Regions from separate parts of the Homo sapiens genome. Here region 1 is linked to region 2. The links are chromatin loops, found by intact Hi-C in ENCODE. Cell type or tissue: gastrocnemius medialis. All regions are shown on one strand. Links, peaks and the distances in the headings refer to the core of each region. The heading gives the core; the rest is flanking DNA. Region 1 overlaps SLC6A6 (solute carrier family 6 member 6). Region 2 has its middle 63 kb from the start of LINC01267.

Region 1 (5,372 bases), core at 253-5,252, 160 kb before region 2:
AGAGCAACCGACATTCTTTCCAAAGACATCTCGGGCAGCCATGCAGGCTGAATCTCAGGCAGGCCCCTCCACAGTCCCTTCCGTGTCTGACTTCCAGGGTCTTCCCAGCCAGAAAGCAGCCGATCAGGATCCCAGCCAATCCCTACCCAGCAGTGAGGGCGTGCTCAGTAAACTGTAGAGTGTCGTGCCGAGGGAACGCCATGGCGCCCTGCCACTCACCTGTGCCTCCTAAGTACCCCAGGAGGAAGCTGCACAGGCTCCCCACAGTGTTAACACAGCTCTCCCAGCACAGTCTCTGCCCCTGTCCAGGCCCCTGACGCCCCCAGGATGATTTCCAGCAGCCTCTTCGTTGGTCTTCCTCCCTCTACTCCTGCCCCAACAAGTCAGAGGGAATCTATCAATACCTATGTCAGGCCACATCCCTCCTCTGCTCCACGTCCTCCCAGGGCTCCCGCTCCCCGGCCAACACGGCCCTTCTGACCCTGCCATTCAGACTCACTTTTAAGAGCGAGGGGGTGCCAATTAGTAAACACACAGGTGAACGGGTGTAAAGGGGAAGTGTTCTGGGCAGGCTGCGGGTGCGGGCGCCCAAGCCCTACCCTCATCCCCCAGACTGCAGCATCACTTCCTCCTCCTTCAGCCACCCTAGCTGCTATCTGGGCCATTCCCTGAACAGGTCGAACGCGATCCTGCCTTAAGGCCTTGGACCTAACTGCTTCCCTCAGCCACTTGTTCCAAAACTCCCTCGCTCCTTTCCTTCAGGTCTCTGCTCAAAGGCCACATCCCCAGGGCAGCTGTTCCTGGCCACCCTCTGTAAAAAACATCCCTGGTCACTGTCCTTCCCCTGCCCTGAGCCTATTTCTCATCACTTATTGCTTTTATATTATAATTGTACATGTGCTATCTATTTAATGTCTGCCTGTCCCACTAAAATGTCAGTCCCAAGAAGGCAGGGTCTATGTCTGTCTTGATCACTGAACAGTGCCTGGTACCTAATAGGTGCTCAGCTGACATTAATTGAGTAAATTAATTATACCCATTTGGTTGATGGGGAAACTGAGGCTGAGACAAGTTCAGGAATGCACCTGAAATCACTCAGATAGAAATCAGCCATGGACCTGGTTCCTTTTTACTGATGCCACCCTGGGGCCAGCCACCTCATGTGCCGGGCATGGTGCTGGCCTTGGCAAGGGCCCCATCATCCCCAGCTTCCTCGTCTGTCTCATACAGAGGGAGGAGACTCCGAGGTAAGCTGCATTCTTGTCCAAGAATAGTAATGATTCACTCCAGGGTGGGATCCAAAAAAGAACTGCCTGGACGTCTGTTTTGAGTCGGCCGCCCTGCTGCCGTCCAGCCGGCACTCAGAGATGTAAATACGTCCTCCTAGCGGGCCAAATCGTTTCCTTTTGACTGCACGCCAGCCATTTATTGGCCATGGCTCTCCCCTGGAGACTAGCAGAGGCAACAATTATAAAAGGGCCCGTCCGCCCAGAGCACGGGGCCGTGCAGCCTTTCTCCACCGCCTCCTCTTTCCGACAGCTGCAGGGGAAGATTGGCTGAGCAGGCCTTGTTTGCAAATATGACTCATTTCTTTGATTCTAATAAAGTCTAATGATACGTGCCGAGCTCCCAGGGGGTCTGGAGGAGCCTAGGAGGAAGGCACGGCTCCAGCCTGATGGAGGGCCTCTGGCCAGGTCTGGCCCCGCCTGTCCTCCAGGGCGACCTTGGGACAGAGGTGACCCCAGACAGCAAGGAGAAGCAGGGGACAAAAGCTCTGCTTCCCCATCCCAGAGCAACTCGGCGCTCAATTATAAAGCCAGCATGAAATGACTGTCTCTGGGGCCCCAGCGGCTTCTCATGAGGATCTGGGAAAGTGCAGCTCACTGGCTTCTGCTGAGAATGGTGACTTAGCACTGCACACAGGGTGGGTGTAGGGGGTCCAGGCCGAGAGAAGACCCCAAGAGTAACCTGGGAGCGGGGAGACACACATGTGGCACAATGTGACCTGTGACCATGGACTTGGGCTCCCAAGCCTGGCCCGGGCTCTGGGCTGGTGGCTGGTGGGGACACAGACAAAAGGTTAGCTGGAGGCAGGATGCAGTGCTGAATGCCAGGGCTGGAAGCTTTGCTCCTTCTAGCTGTGCACGTGACCTCGGGCAGGGCACTGCACGTCTTGCATCGTCAGTGTCCCGTGGCCCCCTGCAAAGCACATCCCTGGTCTTAGCTCCAAAACACTCAAGCCAGGCTGTGAGTCATTGGGACCACGCTACTTCTGTTTACAGAGGAGAGAAGAGGGCGTGGAGAGGTGAGGTCACTGCCTCAAGGTCGTGCAGCTGGGATGTGTGGGAGCCAGAGTTGAGCTTTGTCTCCCCCCACAAGGAAAGGGGAATGTCACCCATTGCTGCTCTGCTGCCTCCTCTGTGAAAACAGAGGGAGGAAGGGCTGGCAGGGAGGGTCAACAGGGACCTTTCCTGCCCAGAAGAAGCTGGGAGATGGCTCCGCTCCCCTGGTGCCTCGTACCCCTGACTTCCAGAGACTACTGAGCACCTGCCAGCAGCACCTGCCAGCAACTCCTGCTGAAGGAAAGGACGGGCCAGGGACCTATGCATCTGGGGCATATAAGAGAAGTGAAAGGAAGCAACAGCTGGGGCTGGGCTTCAGCTTGAGGGTCACCAAGACCAACCTTCGAGGGTATCCTCACTGCTCTGCCGCCCAACTGGCTCCCAGACAGCAACGCGCAAAAAATCCTGACAAGATTCACTCGAGAGAAACCCCAGGGTCAGACGCTGCAGGGTTGGTGGCTATCTTCAGGGGGATTCAGATAAGTTTCACCCAAAGGGAACCCAGACCTGCTGAAGGCTGAGGTCTCCGAGGCCCCGTATACAGTCAGTGCTCAGCATACATCCAGCCTCTCTTTCCCACCAGTGTGTTCCTTAAGGAATGTCCAAAAATCACATTCAATTCAGTCACACCACCTCCCTTCTCATATACCTTCTATGGTTCCTCCTCCAAGAGAACAAAGTTCAAATGTACCCGCCTAACATTCAAGGCTTTGACCCTTCTCCCTGGCCCTACCTGGCCCTCACCCGTGCATCCTATGCTCTAGCCAAACCATCCCAAATACTCATGTGCTTTCAGAATGCTGACTCTGCATGGGCTGTTCCTCCTACCTAGACTGTCTTGTCACTCTCCTTTTCTGCCTAGTGAACTTCTACTCATCCTTCAAAGCCCAGCTCATATGCTCCTCCATCTGCAGATGGGGAAGTGAGCCAGAGAGAGGTAGTGATTTGCTGCTCCACGCAGGTGGATGAAGACATGGAACTAATGAGGAGATTCAGCACCCAGTGAGCACTTGCTGTGTTGAAATAGTCTCAATCCTTTCTGCCAGGGTGAGATCATAGCATGGGAAAAGCCATGAGAGGGTTCTGAGCTGGGAATTAACAGGTTGGATTCAGAATTGGTTACGGAGGTGCAAGGATAAGGCACGGAGAGATCCAAGAGGCCAGTGCTGGTGTCCAGGAGAGTGATGGGGGTCCCATGGGGGTGACAGTGCATGGGGACAGTGCTCAGATTGTAGGTATACTCTGAAGGGGGAGCCAAGAAGATGTGTGAATTGGATGTGGGATTTGAGGTAGAAAGAAGAGTTTTGGATGATGCCTAGCTATTTCCTCTACTTAGAGACTGAAAGAAATGACAGGGGCAAGTTCCTAGTACTATGCTCACAGGAGTCAACTATTCCCTACTGGTTCTCTTGCCTTTCCACCATTGCATGCCAAGAAAAGAGAAGGCTCTTGAAGGCAGGAGGCCGGGTCTTTCTTGCCCACGGCACCTGGCTCAGGGCTGGAACTGAGCTGTCCCCTGGTGTAGCTCTCTGGCCTCGGCCTGTGCTGTGAAGGCAGGTCACAGGAGGCAGTGCTGGTCTTGCCTAAGCCTGCTTTCCAGGCTCCTGCTCCATGGCCCTCAATCTTCCCCAGGGTTCTAGAAAGAGGGCAGCTTATTTGTGAATGTTCAGGTGGTCTCACAAAGCTCTGCTGGAATCTGGGGCTAGGGGTGCAGGGGTAGGAGAGGTGTGAGAGCTGGAGTGGGAGGTGAGTACCAAGCTGGCAGCCAGGGTTCTTTGGACAGAGCAAATCCATCTGGATCATGCAGAAGCTTGGGAAGATGCCTGCAGAACCAGACACTTTCCAAAGATAAATACTGTCTCAGTGTCTTCCAGGCCAGAAAATGGAGCTGGGGTGCTCAGAATGGAGATTCTGGAAGGCAAGGGTCCCAGAATACCCCCGAGGGCCCGGTCCCTCTGGAAGGTGTGAGTGAGGACTGGCCAACCTGAGGACCTCACATTGCTCCCAAGTGTTCCCTCTCTAAGACCCCTGGGTCCTAGACAACAGCGAGACAAGCAGAGCCCAGAAGAGGATGACCCCTTTACAATAGGGGGTGATTCTTTAAGTTCATAACACACAAAGAAACTGCCCTGAGGGGTAGTTTTATGCACTATGAGGGCACTCGATAAATAATAATGGATTCTGGCCAGGCACAGTGGCTCACGCCTGTAATCCCAGCACTTTGGGAGGCTGAGGCAGGCAGATCATGAGGTCAGGAGATTGAGACCATCCTGGCCAACATGGTGAAACCCCATCTCTACCAAAAATACAAAAATTAGCTGGACATAGTGGTGTGTTCCTGTAATCCCAGCTACTTGGGAGGCTGAGGCAGGAGAATTGCTTGAACCAGGGAGTCGGAGGTTGCAGTGAGCCGAGATCACGCCACTGCACTCCAGCCTGGCAACAGAGTGAGACTCTGTCTCAAAAACAAAATAACAGTAATAATAATAATAATAATGGATTCTCAGGGCTGGCCACCCAGGATCTCATGCAGTCAGGGCCATCCTACAACCTTGGGATGTCAGCACTGCCATCTCCCCAGGTGCAGGTGAGGATACCACGGCCCAGAGAGCGGGATACTTCCGCCTAAGCTAGAAGTGGCAAAGTGAGGGTTCAAACCCAGGCAGGCCAGTCAATGTCTGAGGCAAGGAGGTCCCAGCAAACGCCTTCAGTAACTGGCTGAGTGCCAGTGTCCAGGAGTGGGGAAGGCCCGGTTTTCAGGCCACTCCAAAAACAGCAGAGAAAGGACAAGGCTGTGCCTTGGACCCCATTCAAGTGAGAAAAAGGAAGTGCCAGCCTTTCTTTGTCTGTGAACTCAGCTCCCCAGGGAGCGGGGAACCGAGGGGCAATGATTGTGCTTCCAATGTCCCTTTTGTTTGTAAGTGGAAAATATACACACTAGAGGAACCCCCAGTGACAGTGGGCCTAAGGACCTGCCCTGAGCATACACTGAAGGCCTGGAGCAGCGACAGTGACACGGACCGACCAAGT
Region 2 (5,372 bases), core at 109-5,108:
CTTCTGTCCAGACCACTCAAACTTACTCCATATCAGCAACAAGGCTGCTTCACTGTCTTATTGTTTGTGAATTCACTAGAATAACACTTTTAATTTCTTTCAAAGACTTTCCTTTGCATTCACAATTGGCTAACTATTTGGCACAAAAGGACTCACTTTTAGTCAGTCTTGGCTTTCGAGGTGCCTCCCTCACTAAGCTTAATCATTTCTAGCGTTTGGTTTAAAGTGAAAGATGTATGGCTCCTTCTTTCACTTGAACACTTAGAGGCCATCATTGGCCTAACTTCAATACTGTTGTGTTTCAGGAAATAGGGAGGCCTGGGGTGAGGGAGAGAGATGGAGGAACAGCCGGTTGGTGGAACAGGCAGAATACACATATTGATAGATTAAGTTCACGTCTTACATGGGCACAGTTCATGGTGCCCCTAAACGATTGCAATAGTAACATCAAAGATCACTGATCACAGATCACCGTAACAGATATAATAATACTGATAAAAGTTTGAAATATTCTGAGAATTACCAAGACGTGACACAGAGACACAAAGTGCACATGCACTGTTGAAAACAATGGCGCCGAGAGACTTGCTCAACACAGGGTTGCCAGAAACCTTCAATTTGTAAAAAACACAATGTCTTTGAAGTGCCATAAAGTGAAGCCCAATAAAACAATAAAGGCATGCCTGTCATGCAGATGCTAGGTAAACATTTGCCAAATTAATGAATGATGAAAGAGCCTTGTAAGCTGTAAAGTGCCATTCAAATTCCTTAGTCCAGCTAACAGCCGGCAGAAGCCAAACCAATTCATTGGAGTGCTCACATAGCAGATTTTTTAAAAGCGTGGCTTGAAGAAGGGAAGTAAAAGCTTGTCTGCAGCAGCGGCAGAGTCTGCAGGCCTCCCCAGAGGGTGGGGTGGACTGTGAGAAGGCCGTGGTCATTCAGCCTCCACTCACAGCCTCAGGAATGAGGACTCCCTGCCTCTGGAGGCAGTGGCTCCTTGGTCATCTAAACTCTCTCCCACCCCTGACTCCCATGCTGGCTTCATGTTTTTCTCCCAGGGTCAAAGAGAAGAGGATCCAAGCCAACAGACGGATATTCAGAAAGATGAGACAGGGGGAAGGTTAAGTCATCCCAGCCTTGAGAACAGAAAGAACAAGATGTTCAAAGCTCTCTGCAGAGCAAGCAAGGGGATAAGGAAAAGAGTGGGAAGTCATCTAGTGGAATATGAGAGAAATGTGGACAAAAGGAGAGGCAATCCGTGGAGAGAAAAAGCGGGGGAGTGGGGAAGGATGAAGCTGAGAGGGGCTCCTAAGCGTGGAAGGTGCTGACCTCTCCATTCTCACAAAGTGCGGTCATTCATCAACACCCTCTGTCAGACACCCGCCGTTTGGACTACAGTAGTGAGCAAGACAGACAAAAATCTCTGCCCTTGTGGAGCTTAAATTTTGGTGGTGGAGACAGAAAATAAGCAAGCAGAGGATGAAAGTGTATGAAAGCAGTAAGGACAATGCAGAAAGTTGAAGTAGAGTGAGGTGGTTGGAGGCACCAGGGGCTATTTTCCATCTAGGAGGTGACATTCATGCTGAGACATGAATGAGGATAAACAGCCAGTCAAGGAAAGATGAGGGAAGAGTGTTCCAGGAAGAGGAGTGGTGAGTGCAAAGTCCCTGGGGTAGGAATGGGCTTGGTGTGTTCAAGGGAAGGAGTAGAGTGAGCCCAGAGAGTGTGGCAGGGCATGAGTGGGACTGGGGGGCAGGGCGTCAGACACAGGATTTTTAGTCAGGGTAACAAATTGGAATTTTATTGTAAGTACATAGGGTTTCAAAGAAAATATCACATTCCAGTGTCCACACTGCCGGGGTGCTTTAAAAGTAGTGTTGAGAGAGAAATCAATCATTCATAGAGGGTTCGTTGTGAGCCAGGCTCTGGAGCAGGGTCTCTTGCAGCCTTTTTTCCATGTGATTCTTACTGGTAACAGAACTAGAAAGCCGCTGAGTTCAAGTCTGGCATGTGTTCTACTATAACACAACTTCACAGCCTTTCCTCAAATGAATGTGGATTCCTTACAGTTAATAAAGTGCTTTTATATGCACCTTACCTCATGCGCTCTTACAGAGTGCTGTCACCTCTTTGCAATGGCCTTTGCAATGTTTCTGAGACCTTGAATGATGAGTCACAGCTCTGCAGCTGTTCTTTATCCTCAGCTTTCAGCAGCTTCTCTCTAAACAGGATCACTATTGATGTGAACTCGGAGTTGGATACAGTCAGCATCCGTGGAAGTTAGAGGCAGGTCACTGTGAGCCCATGTGGTGTCTTTGCTCAAATCAGAAAATGACTCCCTTTGCTCAAGATACTTCTAGCTTCCAAAAAAGTTGTAATAATTATTTTGTTAGAGTGTCCTTTGCAGCCATCTGCAAATAAATTACCTCTTTATGTATGTGAACCTACACTATTTTTGATATGAGAGAGGCCCACTTAAATGCAGCGACCTTGTGGAAGGCAGAACCTGAATGACTTTCATGATTTTCTACACCCCTGCACAAAATGTTTAGAACAGCAAAGCTATGAGTCCACGCAGAAAGGGAATCCATCTGGAAATGGCCACACTAGGACATATGCATGAACACATGCGATACCCTGGGGGTGACCATGACTGTCCAGGTTTTCCTAGAGCTGCTCCCCTTCACAGGACATTCAGTTCTGGTTCCCTCTCCCACATCAGCATGCTCTCCACCCCTCTGTAACACTGCCCCCATCCTAGTCACATTATGCACCTGCTCCAGGGTATGAAATGGGTTGAGCAATACTGGGTCCTTTTACAGTTCTCCTGGGATTGTGAGATGAAGTCCCTGAACTGTGCCCTGGGAAAAATCCCCCACTGTGACCCTGGGTGGTATTGGTCTCCAACACTCACCACACCCACGTTCCCCTGTGTGGCCAGCACCACTTCTAATGCCAGGGGGCGCACCTTTGAATTCTTCCAGCTCCTAAATTTAGAAACATGGATTAAATCTAAATAAATGGATAGTTATGTAACTTCTTGTCCCTTTTCACTACCCCCTCCCCTTGGAATAATCAGCCTTAATCAGCTAATGATGGGGCCCTGAATACAACCCCAATCCCCTGGGAAGCTATTGGGCTTACATAAGGAGTGACATTGGCTGGTATGCTTTAAAATACATTCTCTCATTCTGTCTTCTCTCTCTTTTTTCTCTTTCTCAATCTCTCCTACTCACCCATACATTCTGACACAGACACACACACACACATGCACACACACACACTCTCACTCCCCCAAACATGTCCATCAAGTGCTGAAGATGCTTAGCTAGCCTGGGATCAACTATATGCAAGCTGAGAGAAAGGGTTTACTCCTCAGGAGGTTCAAACTTATCACCTAAAAATAAATCACCTAAATCTGTAAATGACAGCTCATGCAGGAAGGAAGGGGGCTCTTTGCCATAGAATTATAGACTGTTTGAGGAAAAAGGGAGGGTCATTTGAGAACTTCCTAATCATCAGAACTGTCCAGCAATGGAATGGCTACTCTCAGGAAACAGTGAGCTTCCCGTCACTGGAGGTGAGTAAGCAGAAGTTGGGGATAATGGATAAGGATTCTTGCAATGAGCAGAGGCTGAATGGTAGCTTTTATGCAGGATCTGCTATGTGCCAGAAACTGTGCTCTAAAGGTATCGTAATGAGATGACAAAAAAGATTCATCTCACATGCCAAATCCTACCTATTGGGAGTGGCTGCCTGGAGCTCTGGACATACAGAAGATTCTGAGGGTCAGTGAGAAAGAATATCTTGAATGATTAGCAGTGTCTGTCATGGCTGCAGGATAAGCGAACAGAAGGTATCGATATGCTATTTGCCAATGATTTATTTTACTGTTTATTAATCCCTTTGTTGACGAGGAAACCGAGATTCAGAGGTCTGCGGTTGGTAAGTGGCAGAGCCAAGATTTGGACCCAGTCTAGCCAAAACCAGTCTGTGCTCATGGCCACTATACTATTCTTCCCCTCAATGACGTGAGGAATGGCGCTGGGGCTGCGTCCCTCATTTGCAAATGCTGTTGGCATGTGAGTTTTAGCCTCTGAGCTGTGGGTTCCAGAAGGTCATCTACTGGATCTGAAGGCTGACCCAAGGAGAAGACACACGTGCCACTCTCTGAGCCAGGACAGACTCCCTCCGTCCACCACCCGGCTCTGACTCCCAGCAACACTGGGAAGTGGGCCTGCCATGGATGATCAACACTGGGAAGTGGGCCTGCCATGGATGATCAACACTGGGAAGTGGGCCTGCCATGGATGATCAACACTGGGAAGTGGGCCTGCCATGGATGATCAACACTGGGAAGTGGGCCTGCCATGGATGATCAACACTGGGAAGTGGGCCTGCCATGGATGATCAACCTCACAGCACAGATGAGGAAACCGGGGCAACCAAGTATAGGCCATCTCTCCTCCTTGGATCCTGTGCTTGGTGGCACGTGAAAGCCCAGCGTTCCTGGCCAGAGAGCACATTCGACAGCAAATGCAGTGCAGAGGGACCCAGCAGGCACCTTGAGCCACAGCAGCCACTTCTCAGCCCAGCTGCTTCCTGCCAGCTCCCTGAGGCCATTAGCACCATGCCATGAGTCTTCTGATCGGGTTTCAGGCAGCCCCCAGTTGCAGGTGGAAATTACCCCTCCCCAACCACGTGATACCCCACATAGACACCTGTCCCTCCAGGTCTCAAACTGCTGGTGCCACAGCCAGGTAACATCAGTACCTCCCTCCTCTCCTGCTGGCCTCTTTCCAACAATTTCTTACTTCCCTCTCATCAGTCTCCCATCCTTCCTGTGCCAGAGCCCTCTCAGCCCTATTGTTCAGCTTCTGTCCTTACCACTTCCTCTGGGGGAGATCTTTTACCCCAATCCTTGCTAAGAAACAAAGCAATCAGGAGAACAGAGAAGATTTCAAATGCCAAGAACTTAAGCATGCAAAGTCCTAGAACAAGAAGGGGAACGTAACATGGGGCTGGTCCCTGTCCCAACCTTCCACTCTCTCCTTTGGTTCAACCTTCCACTCTCTCCTTTGGTTAGGATGGGGACATTGGCCGAGCACGGTGGCTCACGCCTGTAATCAACACTTTGGGAGGCCAAGGTGGGTGGATCACCTGTGGCCAGGAGTTTGGACCACTCTGGCCAACATGGAGAAACCCCGTTTCTACTAAAAATACTAAAATTAGCCTGGCGTGGTGGTGGGTGCCTGTAATCCCAGCTACTCAGGAGGCTGAGACAGGAGAATTGCTTGAACCCGGGAGGCGGAGGTTGCAGTGAGCAGAGATTGCACCCCTGCACTCCAGCCTGGGTGACCCAGCAAGACAAT

The links. A loop is a pair of places that touch in the nucleus more often than their neighbours do. Peaks named below come from ENCODE experiments on the same cell type or tissue, not always from the same donor. Only the 100,000 strongest peaks of a DNase experiment are listed, where the experiment ranks them.
Region 1: a loop joins it to region 2, with 1.8 times the contacts of the local background. A loop is called at or near these places in 8 of 110 quality-filtered maps.

What each region holds. Positions count from the first base shown.
Region 1 is chr3:14,449,203-14,454,574 of GRCh38, reverse strand. All of the region lies in intron 5 of SLC6A6 (solute carrier family 6 member 6), which reads right to left. Among named protein-coding and RNA genes, the nearest start is that of SLC6A6, 49 kb to the right of the region's middle. RefSeq lists an enhancer at 2,302-3,109. In gastrocnemius medialis, for the core only: no CTCF peak of the experiment used is centred there; DNase peaks (open chromatin) are centred at 1,494, 2,224 and 2,519; H3K27ac peaks cover 3,846 bases.
Region 2 is chr3:14,286,562-14,291,933 of GRCh38, reverse strand. No RefSeq gene overlaps it. Among named protein-coding and RNA genes, the nearest start is that of LINC01267, 63 kb to the left of the region's middle. RefSeq lists enhancers at 1-145, 146-847. In gastrocnemius medialis, for the core only: no CTCF peak of the experiment used is centred there; DNase peaks (open chromatin) are centred at 2,173 and 2,693; H3K27ac peaks cover 3,556 bases.